Linked DNA regions of Homo sapiens: region 1 is linked to region 2. Evidence: chromatin loops called from intact Hi-C (ENCODE). Cell type or tissue: endothelial cell of umbilical vein. All regions are shown on one strand. Each heading gives the region's core, and the rest is flanking DNA. Links, peaks and the distances in the headings are about the cores only.

What was found. A loop is a pair of places that touch in the nucleus more often than their neighbours do. Peaks named below come from ENCODE experiments on the same cell type or tissue, not always from the same donor. Only the 100,000 strongest peaks of a DNase experiment are listed, where the experiment ranks them.
Region 1: a loop joins it to region 2, with 27 times the contacts of the local background. A loop is called at or near these places in 9 of 110 quality-filtered maps.

Annotation. Positions count from the first base shown.
Region 1 is chr7:148,500,223-148,508,223 of GRCh38, forward strand. No RefSeq gene overlaps it. Among named protein-coding and RNA genes, the nearest start is that of C7orf33, 87 kb to the right of the region's middle. RefSeq lists enhancers at 1,493-2,195, 1,615-1,909 and a silencer at 2,075-2,124. In endothelial cell of umbilical vein, for the core only: a CTCF peak has its summit at 3,858 (motif pointing right); no DNase peak of the experiment used is centred there.
Region 2 is chr7:149,060,857-149,068,388 of GRCh38, forward strand. No RefSeq gene overlaps it. Among named protein-coding and RNA genes, the nearest start is that of ZNF786, 26 kb to the right of the region's middle. RefSeq lists an enhancer at 4,449-5,331 and a silencer at 4,821-5,050. In endothelial cell of umbilical vein, for the core only: a CTCF peak has its summit at 5,135 (motif pointing left); DNase peaks (open chromatin) are centred at 4,425 and 5,105; H3K4me3 peaks cover 1,125 bases; H3K27ac peaks cover 975 bases.

The DNA of each region.
Region 1 (8,001 bases), core at 1,248-6,247, 560 kb before region 2:
TATAAAAATCATCAGACCAGTGAAAATGGCTCTTATTTGAAAATTCATAAAAATACAGAGTTAGAAGGAACATTAGATATAATCTAATCCAAACTCCTGTCATGAAAAAGAAATACCCGATGCTTTAAAATTCACAGGGAAAATTGTTCACATCCATCATCTAATTCTCAGCTCCACACTGTCAGGCAGCCCATCCCACATCAGTCCGCCTTCTCCCCGGATTTCTGGCCATTTGTCCACAACTCTACACAGCTGAGAGCAGCAGTGGACACAGACTCCACTCCCTGCCCAGAAGTGAATGCTGATTACTCAAATCCCTTCTCCTCCAGGAAAACTCTGCTGAAAAAGATTCCTTATACCACTCGGATACCTCTTAGGGTACCTCTTAGGATACCTGGATCCTAAGAAAGATGCAATGAAAGACAACTGTGGAGACTGTCATGGTTGGATGTGAGGTCACTGCTATATGAAATCTCGCCTACAGGACAGACTACGTTTCTTTGTTAACCAGTTTGAGTCAGTTTTTCTGTTTCATGAAGCCAAAATAATCCTACCCAATATAGGAGGGCATTTGAGTTCCATTAAACACATGAGGAGCTGAGGCTCAAAGATAAGTTACTTCCCAAACTAGCACAGGAGCAGAGCCAGCACTAAAAGCCCCCGACAAATATTTTAACTCATTCTACTACACCCCAGAGCATGGGGGCTGATGCTTGAGCCACCCCCTACAATGCCTCCTCCATGTGTTCAACTCACGTTTTATTTCTTGAAACCCAGAGGGCACCTGGTTCTCACCTGCCTCCAGGCGAGCCACTGGGGACGACATTCAAAGAGATCTTGTTCTTGTTCACAACAGAATCATTCCTTCGTGGACTTGCCTGGTCTGCTACTTGGAGCAACCTCAAGGCTGCAACTCAACAAGCATCGTTAAATACACAGGTAGATAATTAGCAAGTTTGTTGCCAGCTGCTACCTGGAGTTTGGACACAGAAAAGATTTGAAGGCAGCCGAGATTGCCTTCAGCACCAACTTTAGAGTCCTGGCTTGAAAGCTGGAACCTTTGCGTCCTCCTAGAGCTGGGGATATTCGAGTGTAAAGAGATCTCAGAGGGGATCTTGTCCAACGGCATCATTTCACAGGTGACATGAGTGAGCCCTGATGCCAGGCAGCAGGTTAGTTGCGGAGCTGGGGCTACAACTCAGTTCCCCCGCCCGGCTCCCAGCAAAGCATTTCCCGGAGCAATCTGCAATGTGGATGGTAACACCTGAAACTTTTTAATGACCTATAATTCTTAAACGCAAATGCACTTTGTTTACACTGACACGGCTCAGATAAGTGGAGGAACACCAGGGTTCTTGGTCCTTGCACCGGTTTAGATAAAACGACACAGACACACGTGGAGTGGTTTTAAGGAATGGAGAGTTTAACAGGCAAGACAGAAGAGAGAAGAAAGAAGCAGCTCCCCCTACACAGACAGAGGGAGGGGGCTCCAAAGCCAAGATAGGAAACACTATCTTGAGTGCCGCGGATACCAACCAGTTCTGTGAGGAGGCTGGAGGCGGTGTCTGATTTGCACAGGACTCAGAGGATTGGTTTGACCAGGCATGTCATTCACGTGGCCGCAAAAAAACCGGCCTTCTCACCCTAATCTTTTAATATGCAAATGCAGGGTGCCATGATGTTCTACACACGTGGGGATATGTGGGGGCGGCCATGCTGCCAGACACATATGGAGGGGCAGGGAAAGAGGACAAGGGGGGAATCCCCATGTTAGGATGGACCCAGTTTCTAATGGCTTGCATTTGCATATCAAAGGTTGCTAGCCAGGCTCTAAGAGCCGGGGCTTTCCTGCTAGACAAGAAACTTTTCTGGAGCTACTTTAAAAGAGACAGACGCGGTGGCTCATGCCTGTAATTCCAGCACTTTGGGAGGCCGAGGCAGGCGGATCATGAGATCAGGAGATCGAGACCATCCTGGCTAACACAGTGAAACCCCATGTTTACTGGCAGGGGCCTGTAATTCCAGCTACTCGGGAGGCTGAGGCAGGAGAATCGCTTGAACCCAGGAGGCGGAGGAGGTTGCAGTGAGCTGAGATTGCATTCTAGCCCAGGGGACAGTGCTAGACTCCGTCTCAAAAAAAAAAAAAAAAAAAAAAAAAGACAGAAATTTTCCAAGGACCCCTTTTCCTCTCTAACCGCCTAAAATAATTTCTTAATAACTCCTATAACAATACCATGAGGTTCCTGGTTTTGGTCTGAACTGTGCTCACCCAGGATTCATGCTTGTTTTGAGGACCCATAGGATGGGAGCTAGAGGGCCTTATTACATAAGGAACCCAGGTGGCCTCAGGGAGTGAGCCATCCTGAAAGGGGACAGGCCAGTTGCACGTGCTTGACCCAACCACATCAGGGGCTCACATTCTAATGCCAAGTGTGTGTGAAGTGCTTGCATTTTTTATCTCTATCTTTACAATTAACCTAGGAGACAGCAACTATTATTACCCTGTTTTATTCTTAAGGAAACCGTGACCTTCAGAAGTTGCAGAACTTCCCCCAAAGTCACACAACTGGTAAGTTACAGAGCCAGGTCTCCGCAGGCTCCAGCAGAGCCTGGTCTGTCAGTGACAACTGCCCATGCAGTTACCCGCTATGCTACATTGCCCCCAAAGAAGTAACAGCTGACATATGCCTGTTTCTAATTTGTGCAAAGAACAGTTTTAAGGACCCTCTACAAAGTAATTTGTTTAACCCTAGTAACCTCCTGTATCAATTTCCTAGCACTGTCGTAACAAATTAGCACAAACTGGGTGGCTTAAAACAACAGAAATTTGTTCTCTCAGAGTTCAGGAGGCCAGAGGTCTGAAATCAAGGTGTTGGCAGAGCCATGCTCCTTTCAAAGCTTCTTGGGGAAGATCCTCCTTGCCTTTTCCAGGTTCTGGTAGCTCATTAGCAAGACAGTAGAAACATAAAGTAGCACCACTTAGGCCCAATATGACAGAATGTGACACAGAAATGTTGGTCAGAGTTCAACATATCTACCTTGGAGGCTGTAACCCATCACAGGCTCTGGCTATATCAGATGCTACGACGTACTCCCAGTATTCTGACTCCCAATATTCTAGATGCCAGGAGCACCTTCAGTGGAGCAATAGACCTGCCTACGTGAGCCAGCGGACAGCACCCAGGCCCAGCACCTCCACGGGGCCCTTCAAGAGCCGAGGCCTCATAGTTGACGTCACTATAGAACATAGAATTAGCATCAGAGACAATAGACAGAGAAAACAGTAGGCACTATATGGGGACAGAATCCTAAGAGGAAACCTATACTGGCATTTGAGGTGTGTCAGGCTTTGTGCTAAAATGAACACTTTGCTTCTGTTGTCTCACTTTATCCTCACAAGACTTCCGTGACAAATGAGGAAACTGAGGCACGGAGATTTTAATAACCTGCCCAAGGCCAAGTCCAGGTGGTCTAGCTCTGGAACCCACTGTATCACACGAAGACCTGTGACCACCAGCACATGAAGACAACCTTCCTCTCTGTTCCATTTAATCTCACTCTTCCATTTAATCTCTCTGTTCCATTTAATCTCACACATTATGTAAATATTTTCAGAAAAGCATGGGCAATTTCATCAGTAGAGGCTCAATAACACCTGGAAATTTATTCTTCAATTGTTAATTCTACAACCTAGTTTCCTGTGCATGTAGAATTCCTGTTCAAAACTGTATTTTTTAATATCAAAGGTTTACTTCTTTGTACAACTCCGATTGACAATATTGTTTCTAAATAAAGAGAAACATTCTGAAATTCCGCTACCAAACATTGAATTACAAGGAAAAAGTAATGTCAGCATTAAGCCACTAGATGGCACATTCTCACAGTTTGAGGCACAGACAAAATATTGAACAAATAAATTACCATCAACAGAACATTTTTAAAAATAGGTTCAAAATCAAATACTAGCATCAAATGTAATCAAGAAATTGTTTGTGATAGTAACTGATTGCTTAGGGAATAAAAAGGATAAAAATATAACCCCCATCTACTCCCAACCCTTACACCCTAACAATCAATAAAAATTAGTAAGACTGGGAGGATTTATAGAGAAAAGGAAATAGGTTATCTCTGTGCTTCCAGCTGAGCCTTAACTATCAATCTCTTTGGATAGGAGAGAGGGAGCCTTCTGATATTTCTACAGTTGCAACTGACAGGCTCTGTCATAGAAATTGACCACCTGGGAACCTACAGCACCCGGCTCATCCTCGGGTCAGGTTTTTGCCATGAGGCGGCAGCCGGCAGGCATTGGTTTATGGTGGTAGAAGGGGCATGTGCATGGAAACCTGGGTTTGGGCAAGTCACCTGGGTTTGGCCAGGTCACTTCACCTTTCTGAGCCGCAGGGTCCTCGCCTATATTTATAACCTATTTGATGAAATGTATATATGGTAACTACGTGAGGTGATAAATATGCTAATTTGATTGTAATCATTTTACAATATCTATCAAATCATCACATTGTACACTTTAGAATATATAAAATTGTTATTCGTCAATTATACGTCAGTGAAGCTGAAATATATGTAAGTATAAAATATATATAATATGCATATATCATTCACTTGGCAGAGTTACAGTAATGGTTGGGAATAATGACTTTAAAGCACCTCCCACATTCAACAGTTGTCAGATCATTCTTTATAGCTGTTACATCTGTGTCACTTTGGGAAAGTCACTTCACCTCTCAGAGTCTCAGACTCTTCGTCTGTGAAATAGAGACAGTTCTCACCACTCTCGGTCTTCAAGCCATGACTCCTACATTTTATCTTTCTTCCTTCCCTGATTTGTTTTTCTCAATAGCTCTTAATGCCACCAGACATAATTTTGATTCATTTGTTTGTTTATTGAACATTTCAGCATACAAAAATGCAAGTGCCATGAGGGAGGGCTTACCCTCCATCTGGTTCACTGCTGTGGCCCAGCATCCAGGACAGGGCCAGCATACAGCAGGCACGTATAAATATCTGTGCCAGGAATGAATGAATAGCACTACCTCAGACAGTTGCTGCAGACTTAGATAAGCATACTTTAAAAGAGTTTAGCACAACATCTGGCCCACAGTAGACATTCAGTGAGCCGTAGTAGTTAGTATGATTACCTGTGTGTCTTTTTTTTTTTTTTTTTTGAGACGGAGTCTCGCTCTGTTGCCCAGGCTGGAGTGCAGTGGTACAATCTCGGCTCACTGCAACCTCTGCCTCCTGGGTTCAAGCGATTGTCCTGCCTCAGCTTCCTGAATAGCTGGGATTACAGGTGCCCGTCACCACACCTGGCTACTTTTTGTATTTTTAGAATGTTGGCCAGGCTGGTCTTGAACTCCTGACCTCCGGTGATCCACTCACCTCAGCCTCCCGAAGTGCTGGGATTACAGGCGTGAGCCACTGTGCCCAGCTATGATTGCTTATATGTCTTTGTGCATGCAAGTGTAGAATCTCTCAAAACCCCAGTTACTGTATTTCCAAGTGGAACACAGGTTTGCTATCCAGATCAATTGAGAAGACATGTGCAACTCTTAGCTCAATACCTGGCACACGTCCGTCTATCAAGGCTCTGGTAACAGAATCAAGGCTGTGGAAGTTGGCAGCACTCACTTTTCCTACGTGAGGAGCTCACAGAATACACTGTCTTCGTTTCCCAGGTCTGCAGAAACAAATTACCACAAATGTGCTGACTTGAATCCACAGAAATTCATTCTCTCACAATTCTGGAGATCAGAAGTCTGCAATCAGGATGTTGGCAGGGCCACAGCCCCTTCAAAGCTACTAGGGGAGGCTGCACTTCCTTGCCTCTTCTGGCTTCTGGTGGCTCCAGGCATTCCTGGACCTGGGCAGCATCACTCTAATCTCTGCCTCCATCTTCACATGACCTTCTGTGTCTCTTCTCGTTGTGTCTCCTATGATAATTGTCATTGGATTGAAGACCCACCCTTATAATCCAGGATGATCTCATCTCGAGAACCTTAATTGAATTGCATTTGCAAAAACTGTATCCAAATAAGGTCACATTCTCTGTCTCAGAGACAGAGACACAGACTGGGACTCTAACTTCTGCCTTCACCAAGGTCTCTGACCTACAAATAGGCTGCATTCCAAAGGACTGTTTGTCACTCAAAATGTGTTTTCCCAAAGAAACAATGCCATAAATGGAGGCTAAGTTCTCAGGCACATCAATCTACAATAGTTTGTATGACCGTCATACAGATAAAATTGCATACAAGTGAATTTCTAAATCATAGTGAATATCGGCCTGGCGCGGTGGCTCACGCCTGTAACCCCAGCACTTTGGGAGGCCGAGGCAGGCGGATCACCTGAGGTCGGGAGTTCGAGACCAGCCTGACCAACATGGAGAAACCCCATCTCTACTAAAAATACAAAAAATTAGCCGGATGTGGTGACGCACGCCTGTAATCCCAGCTACTTGGGAGGCTGAGGCAGGAGAATCGCTTGAACCTGGGAGGCGGAGATTGTGGTGAGCCGAGATCACGCCATTGCACTCCAGCCTGGCAACAAGAGTGAAACTCCATCTCAAAAAAAAAAACAAAACACAGTGAATATCATCACATCTAATAATTAATATTAAAAATCATAAAGTTAAATAGATCATTTTGTGTCTTAAATACTAGTCCACACTTACTTAGAGGGAGATAAGGAGGCAGATGAAATTTTTGATGGAGATGCTAAGGGGCTTCAAAGGATGAGGTCGTGATCTTTGTTTCATTTAATTTCCTATTTTAGGAGTTTCTTTTTTTTAGTGAGGCTTTATGACTAGTGGCACTCTTACACCTGCAAGCTGGTTATGAATCAAGTTGGCAGAAGGAAGAAACAAGGAGAGATTTTTCTGAAACAACCCATTAAATTCCCCTATGCAAAACATTAGCCTATAAAGATTCTTAAATTTTCTGCCTAGACAATGATATCAATTGCTCATAATGACAGTTCTGTTACTTCCTTTTTGACTCTTACATGTTTCATTTCATCTTTCTGTTTTACTGGGCTTGGTAGGCCCCTCGGTACAGTGATGATGTAAATACCCTTTTTTTTCTTTTTGAGACTGAGTTTCGCTCTGTCGCCCAGGCTGGAATGCAGTGGTGCGATCTCAGCTCACTGCAACCTCTGCCTTCTGAGTTCAAGCAATTCTCCTGCCTCAGCCTCCCAAGTAACTGGGCTTACAGGCACATGCCACCATGCCCGGCTAATTTGGAATTTTTAGTAGAGACGGGGTTTCACCATGTTGGCTGGTCTCAAACTCCTGACCTCAAGTGATCCGCCCACCCCAGCCTCCCAAAGTGCTGGGATTGCAGGCATGAGCCACCATGCCCAGCCGTGAATACCCTATCTTGATCCTGATTTTAAAGGAGATACTTTTAACGTTACGTCAGTAACTATGAAGTTTGCTGTCTTTTTGTTTGTTTTTGTCAATGCCTTTCATCATAATAAAGAATTTCTCCTAAAATCCAGGAAGGCTAAGAGTTTTACTCTAGTTTTTGTTTTTTAATCATGAGTAGATATTGAACTTTTTTAACTTTTGAAATAACTATAGGCTCCGATTCCATATAGCCTTCACTGGGTTTCCCTCAATGGTATCATCTGCATCACTATAGTACAAAAGCACAACCAGGAAACTGATATGAATACAACCCATGGATCTTATTCAGATTTCACCAGTTTTACTAACACTCTTCTCTGTGTGTATATTTAATTCTCTGCGATTTTATCACCTGCGTAGATTCATGTAACCACTACCACAGTCAAGACATATTTCAGTCGGGAGGATCCCAGGTGCTTTTGTAGCCATAGCCACCTCCCTCCGCCCCCGCCCCAACCTCTGGTAATCATTAATTTCTTCTGAATCTCTATAACGTTTTCATTTCAAGAATGTTATCTAAATGGAATCATAGAGTATGTACCTTTGGGGATGGCTTTTTATTTTTTCATTCAGAATAATTC
Region 2 (7,532 bases), core at 2,533-7,532:
AAATATTTGTAAAAAGTGTTCTCAGCCAGGTGCGGTGGCTCATGCCTGTGATCCCAGCACTTTGGGAAGCCGAGGTAGGCAGATCACCTGAGGTCAGGAGTTCGAGAACAGCCTGACCAACATGGTGAAACCCCATCTCTACTAAAAATACAAAAATTAGGCCGGGAGCGGTGGCTCACGCCTGTAATCCCAGTACTTTGGAGGCCAAGCGGGGCACATTGTCTGAGCTCAGGAGTTCGCGACCAGCCTGGGCATCTGGTGAAACCCCATCTCTAGTAAAAATACAAAAACTTAGCCAGGCGTGGCGGTGTGCTAATTTTCCCAGCTACTTGGGAGGCTGAAGCAGGAGAATTGCTTGAACCTGGGAGGCGGAGGTTGCAGTGAGCCTAGATCACGCCACTGCACTCCGGCCTGGGCAACAGAGCAAGACTCCATCTTAAAAAACTAAAAAAAAATAAAAAATACAGGCCAGGCGCAATAGCTCACGCCTGTAATCAATGCTCATCTTTCCAGAATTGGGAGGCTGAGCCGGGCAGATCACCTGAGGTCAGGGGTTCGAAAACAGCCTGACCAACATGGAGAAACCCCGTCTCTACTAAAAAAATACAAAATTAGCGGGGTGTGGTGGCACATGCCTGTAATCCCAGCTACTTGGGAGGCTGAGGCAGGAGAATCGCTTGAACCCGGGAGACAGAGGTTGCGGTGAGCCAAGCCCCCTTGCGCCATTGCACTCCAGCCTGGGCAACAAGAGCGAAATTCCGTCTCCAAAAAAAAAAAAATTAGCCGGGCATGGTAGCAGGCGCCTGTAATCCCAGCTACTCCGGAGGCTGAGGCACAAGAATCACTTGAATCTGGGAGGCCAGAGCTGCAGTGAGCCAAGACCGCCCCATTGTACTCCAGCCTGGGCAACAAGAGCGAAACTCTGTTAAAAAAAAAACAAAAAAAGTTGGGGGGGGGGCGGTTCTCAGATGAAATAAACTTGGGAAATGACAGATTAAACAAAGTTTAACAGGTTTATTTGTTGCAGGGCCTCTCTGAGCCTTTAAAAATGCTGACAGCGTGGCCAGGCACGGTGGCTCAGGCCTATAATCCCAGCACTTCGGGAGGCCGAGGTGGGATGATTATCGGAGGTCAGGAGTTCGAGACCATCTTGGCCAATATGGTGAAATCCCATCTCTACTAAAAATACAAAATTAGCTGGGCCTTGTGCGCGCGCCTGTAATCCCAGCTACTCGAGAGGCTGAGGCAGGAGAATCGCTTGAACCCAGGAGGCGGAAGTTTCAGTGAGCCGAGATTGTGCCATTGCACTCCAGCCTGGGCAACAAGAGTGAAACTCTGTCTCAAAAAAAAAGAAAAAAGAAAAAATGCTGAGGGCAATTGTAAATCTGCCTTATCTGGAGAACACCTTTGGGAACATGAAGTGAAATTGGGGCCATTGGCAACTATCATTCTCAGCATATGAAAGAAACCTATGCAGTTGGAGAAAATAAGGTCAACACAGAGGGAAGCAAAACTAAGAAGAAAGAGCACAAAAGTGCCCTGAACCACGGCGTGAGCCCCTGCACCCAGCCAGCTGTGAAGACAATCCGACCACTGGGCTTCCTATTACATGAACCTATAAGCTACTTTTTATTTTTCCTTTAGGTACTTTGAGCTGAGTTTCTGTCATCTGCAAGCAAAAGTGCCCTCACGCAATACATATGCCTTTTTTTTTTTTTTTTTTTTTTGAGATGGAGTCTCACTCTGTCACCCAGGCTGCAGTGCAGGGGCATGATCTCAGCTCCCTGCAACCTCCACCTCCCGGATTCAAGCAATTAATTCTCCTGCCTTAGCCTCCCCAGTAGCTGGGATTACAGGCGCCCACAACCATGCGTGGCTAATTTTTGTATTTTTAGTAGAGACCGGGTTTCACTATGTTGGCCAGGCTGGTCTCAAACTCCTGACCTCAGGAGATCTGCCCGCCTTGGCCTCCCAAAGTCCTGGGATCACAAGTGTGAGCCACTGCACCCGGCCCATATGTCTCTCTCAGTGGGCTATTTGCCCCATGAAGGTAGGGACTATATTTTATTTATCTTTCTACTTACCCCAGAATCTGATACATGGGAAGTATGCAATAAGTGTTTATTGATTTCTCCTGAATTAAATAAAGGAATGAAAATTCTGGAAAGATGAGCATTGATTTAACTGGCACATACACTTCTGGCTGTTTTGTGGGTTGCGTTCTAAGACAATAAAGCCAAAATGCAGAGACCCTAAGAAATTGGTGGCAATAAAGCATTTGATTAAGGTATTATAAGGCAAATAGGATACTTGGAAGACATGAACTAGGCATAATTATCAAGGAAATAATTTTTCTCAGGATATCCTACTGATAAGTAGGTTGCTGTCTCCAGAGGCCAACCAAGCAGCCAACAGAAAGAACAGGTAACCTGCAGAGACTTGCTTAGTCTCTGATTTCATGAATTACTCTCAAATTTTCAACAAAAACCCATCTTGCCTAGAGAGATCAGAGCTTCACAGATACTCCTCATCCCCTGCTTGTAAAGTTCCTTCTGATATCCATCCAGATTCTCCTACTCCTGTATTGAAAAACAGATGGCCATGTCGTCAAAGGTCATTGCCACTTGGAACCCCAAACACATTTCCTTTTGTCTCAGGGTGGCTTCACACCTGTCCTCATCAGTAATGTTTAAAAGCCCTTCTACCTTTGTTATATTGGGGAAGGAGTTAGGACACAAATCTTGAGAAGGCAGAATATTCATCATGTGAATTGACTTAGGCTTTAGTGACATAATTCCAGGAATAGACTTGTGATGATTTTGCTGTTCCTCTTTTCAAAAGTTAACCAGTGCTGCAAACAAAGCAGATTTATACCCTGACAGAGGTGGAATATTGAATACATAGGCCCTTGTTTTACAGGAATAGTTTGGGGAGACTCATAGAGAAGTCAATCATTGGAACTTCTGCAGACACTTATTTGTAACTGGAGAAACACAATCTGAAATAATTTGATTCAATTAAATGAACATTTGAGCAATTACCATAGGACATAGTTCTGTAAGCACCTAGCCTACTATACAGTCATATAATGTTATAGTACTGCGTGATAAAGTACACATTGAACTGTCTTCAACATTTTGAGATGTTAAAAACACCAAAAACACCTGTGTTTATAAGCAAAAAATAGTTACATCTGCAGACTTCCATAATTGGTACCATTTCTTTTTTTTGTTTGTTTGTTTTTCTTTTTTTTGAGACGGAGTCTGCCTCTGCCCCCAAGGCTGGAGTGCAGTGGCGCTATCTCGGCTCACTGCAAGCTCCGCCCCCCAGGTTCACGCCATTCTCTTGCCTCAGCCTCCCGAGTAGCTGGGACTACAGGCGCCCACCACCACGCCCGGCTAATTTTTTTTTTTTTGTATTTTTTAGTGGAGACGGAGTTTCACCGTGTTAGCCAGGATGGTCTCGATCTCCTGACCTCGTGATCCTCCTGCCTCGGCCTCCCAAAGTGCTGGGATTACAGGCGTGAGCCACCGCGCCCGGCCATAATTGGTACCATTTCACCAAAATAAAATTTAAAGTGACAGTTTGCTCCAATACAGCTATGAGAAATTATCTTCTTCAAAACATTTTGCACCAGAAAAGCAAAACATCACTTTCCCTAGAAGGTGACAAAGCAAATAAGGAAAATGCCCTTTAGTTTCCTAGTAATTAGAAAACAGAATAGAAGCTTGACTAGGCAGTCACTACCCCAGAGACGCAACACCATTAACATTAATAATACCACGCCTGTAATCCCAGCACTTTGGGAGGCCAAGGCAGGCGGGCACGTGGTCAGGAGTTCGAGACCAGCCTGGCCAATATGGTGAAACTCAGTCTCTACTAAAAATACAAAGCTTAGCCGGACATGGTGGTGCGTGCCTGTAGTCCCAGCAACTCAGGAGGCTGAGGCAGGAGAATCACTTGAACCTGAGAGGCGGAGGTTGCAGTGAGCCGAGATCGCGCCACTGCACTCCAGCCTGGGCAACTGAGTGATACTCCGTCTCACTCACACACACACACACTCGCCGGGGGGGGGGGGGGGTGGCGCACGCCTGTAATCCCAGCTACACACACACACACACACACACACACACACACACTAGCCGGGCGTGGTGGCGCACGCCTGTAATCCCAGCTGCTTGGGAAGCTGAGGCACGAGAATCGCTTGAACCCGGGAGGCGGAGGTTGCAGTCGGCTGACATGGCACCACTGCACTCCAGCCTGGGTGACAGAGCGAGACTCCGTCTTAAATAAATAAATAAAAAGAAAATGGAAGTGCCTAATATTGCAATTCAGCATTGTACTTTCACATGTGCCCTTTATGGGAATCCTTTTCTTTTCTCACCCGTAATTTCCTGTTCTTTCTCCCAATCTGCACCTCATCCAGCAGAGTCTCCGCCCACAAGCTGCGCTTAGGGAAGCAGGCACTCTCCGGAAACTCTGGACTGAGTAAAATCAATGGGTGCGTGCGGGACTCCTCCACTGATTCTTTGATTCCACAGCATTTGTACAGCACCCACGGGGGCCCCACACTAGGTGGGAAACGAAGATGAAAAGTCGCAGTCTCTGTTCCAAAGACCGCAGAGCCCAGGGCTGCGTTTCCTTCCCGGCCTTTTGTCCAGGCCCCAGGGAGCGAGCTGGGGGAAGGCTCCCCGGCCAGGGCTTCCCCACAGATTTTACTAGGTCAGGGCAGCCCCGGGGAGGCGCCTCCTCCCAGCCGGAACCGCCCGACTCCGCTTCGTCCTCTTGGGCCCACGGACCACTCCCCACTGCCCCAGCCCCAACACCTGCAGATCCTGCGAGCCCGAGCCCTCCCGCGACCGCCCAGAGAGGGTCTGACACCCGAAGGGGAACCCCAGGGACTAGTCCTGCCGTAGTCTAAGCTCTGGTCTCGCGGAGGAAAAGCAGGGGCGGCCCCCGTACGCGGGGCCTGCGCCCTTCAGCCCCAGCCCCACCCTGCGCGACCCCGGGATCTCGCTCGGCGGCGGCCGTTGCCCAGGGCACAGGCAGGGCATGCTGAGAACGCTCTGCCTTTCCTGTGCCTGGACACGGCTCGGGCTGGGATCCCACAGCGCCGCCTTCTGGCGGGAGGCACCCCCGCGGCGCTGTGCATTCTGGGCTCCCTGGATCTCTGAACTTGAATTGGAGCTGCTCCAAGCTCTCCAGAGATAACCTCCTTTAGGGTTACACGAGATTGCCTCTGAAATTGATAGGTATGTAAATTAGTAGGGATTTGGAGAATGTGTAACGTCGCCATTTTCGGTTTCAATTTTTGCTACTACAAGCCGCCTGTCTTCACAATGAAACTGTGTTATCGGCCGGGCGCGGTGGCTCATGCCTATAATCCCAGCACTTTAGGAGGCTGAGGCGGGCGGATCACCTGAGGTCAGGAGTTTGAGACCAGCCTGGCCAACATGGTGAAACCCCGTCTCTACTAAAAATACAAAAATTAGCCGGGCGTGGTGGCACGCGCCTGTAGTCCCAGCTACTCGGGTGGCTGAGGCGGGAGAATCACTTGAACCCAGGAGGTGAAGATTGCAGTGAGCCGAGATCGCACCACTGCACTCCAGCCTGAGCAACAGAGCAAGATTCCGTCTCAAAAAAAAAAAAAAAGAAAAAAGAAACTGTTATTAAATAAAATAATAGGAGTCCATTGGTTCGGACTCAGCTCCAGCACTAGGCTCCAAGAGACCACACCAAGATGGAGTTACTCATGCAAAAGTGCCACATCACCAAACAGGCCAGCATAAGGAAGACCCCTCTGCTTTTTTTTTTTTTTTTTTTTTTTGAGACAGAGTCTCACTCTGTCGGCCAGGCTGGAGTGAAGTGGCACAATCTTGGCTCACTGCAACCTCTGCTTCCCGGGCTCAAGCACTTCTCCTGCCTCAGCCTCCCAAGTAACTGGGATTACAGGGGTGTGTCACCACGCCCGGCTAATTCTTGTATTTTTAGTAGAGACGGGGGTTTCACCATGTTGGCCAGGCTGGTCTTGAACTCCTGACCTCAGGTAATCCACCTGCCTCGGCCTCCCAAAGTGCTGGGATTACAAGTGTGAGCCACCGTGCCCGGCCAGAAGACACCCCCTCTGCTTTAACCTTTAGAAGAAAAAAGTAACTTTGAAACAACCAACCCACTTTTAGTTTTCTGTTTCTGCTTTTCCCAAGCTTTTTCTGTCCATAAAACCAACCGCGGGCCGGGTGCAGTGGCTCACACCTATAATCCCAGCACTTTGGGAGGCCAAGGTGGGCAGATCACGAGATCAGGAGTTCGAGACCAGCCTGGCCATCCTGGTGAAACCCCCGTCTCTACTAAAAATACAAAAAATTAGCCAGGCATGGTGGCGCATACCTGTAATCCCAGCTACTTGGGAGGCTGAGGCAGAATTGCTTGAACCCAGGAGGTGGAGGTTGCAGTGAGCCAAGATAGCGCCACTGCTCTCCAGCCTGGGCGACAGAGGGAGACTCCTTCTTAAAAAAAAAAAAAAAAACCCGCCTTGGCTGGCTCATCCAAACACTTATTCTGTTTTTCTGTTTTTGTTTTTGAGACCGAGTTTCGCTCGTTGCCCAGGCTGGAGTGCAATGGCACGATCTCGGCTCACTGCAACCTCCGCCTCCCGGGTTCAAGCGATTCTCCCGCCTCAGCCTCCCGAGTAGCTGGAATTACAGGTTCGCATTGCCACACCCACCTAATTTTTTGTATTTTTAGTACAGACAGGGTTTCACCATGGCCAGGCTGGTCTTGAACTTCTGACCTCAGGTGATCTGCCCGCCTCGGCCTCTCAGAGTGCTGGGATTACAGGCGTGAGCCACCACGCCGGGCCACTTATTCTGTTTCATGGGATGAAGTGTTGCTCAATTCTAGAATACCAAATAAGCCAATTAAGATTTTTAAACTAAATGTGTTGTAATTTTGTCTTTTGACAGTGCCATTGTACAGGTGATTCACTACTCCACCACTCCACTCACCTACTCACAATGACGGTTTTCAACATTTCAGGAACGGTTTCTACCTTAGGCTCAGAGCAATTCCTACTTCTCCCTCATGAGGAATTGGAGGAGGTGGTGATAAAATTCTTCATCTGGTTGTGAGGTGGTATTTCACACAACTCCTTGATAAATATTGGAGGTGATACTGGATACAGGAAAACTTACAATAATCAGATTGTTACAGGTAGTTAGGCATCAACAGGGCAGCAGAGGGCTCTCTCCCGACCCACTAGAAATGTCAGGTGATGGTTCAGCAATTAACAAATTGCCTCTCTAAGAATGAGAATTCGGCAGCCAGGGAGAGACAATCTCTTGATGGTCCACACCTGTTAACATTAAAAGTGTTAATTGAATACAGCCCCCCAAGCAGCAGCTTCTTGGGCACCCGTGTTAAGAGACAAATGGCGAAGTATAGGCCGGGCACGGTGGCTCACACCTATAATCCCAGCACTTTGGGAGGCTGAGGTGGGTAGATCACCTGAGGTCAGGAGTTCAAGACCAGCCTGG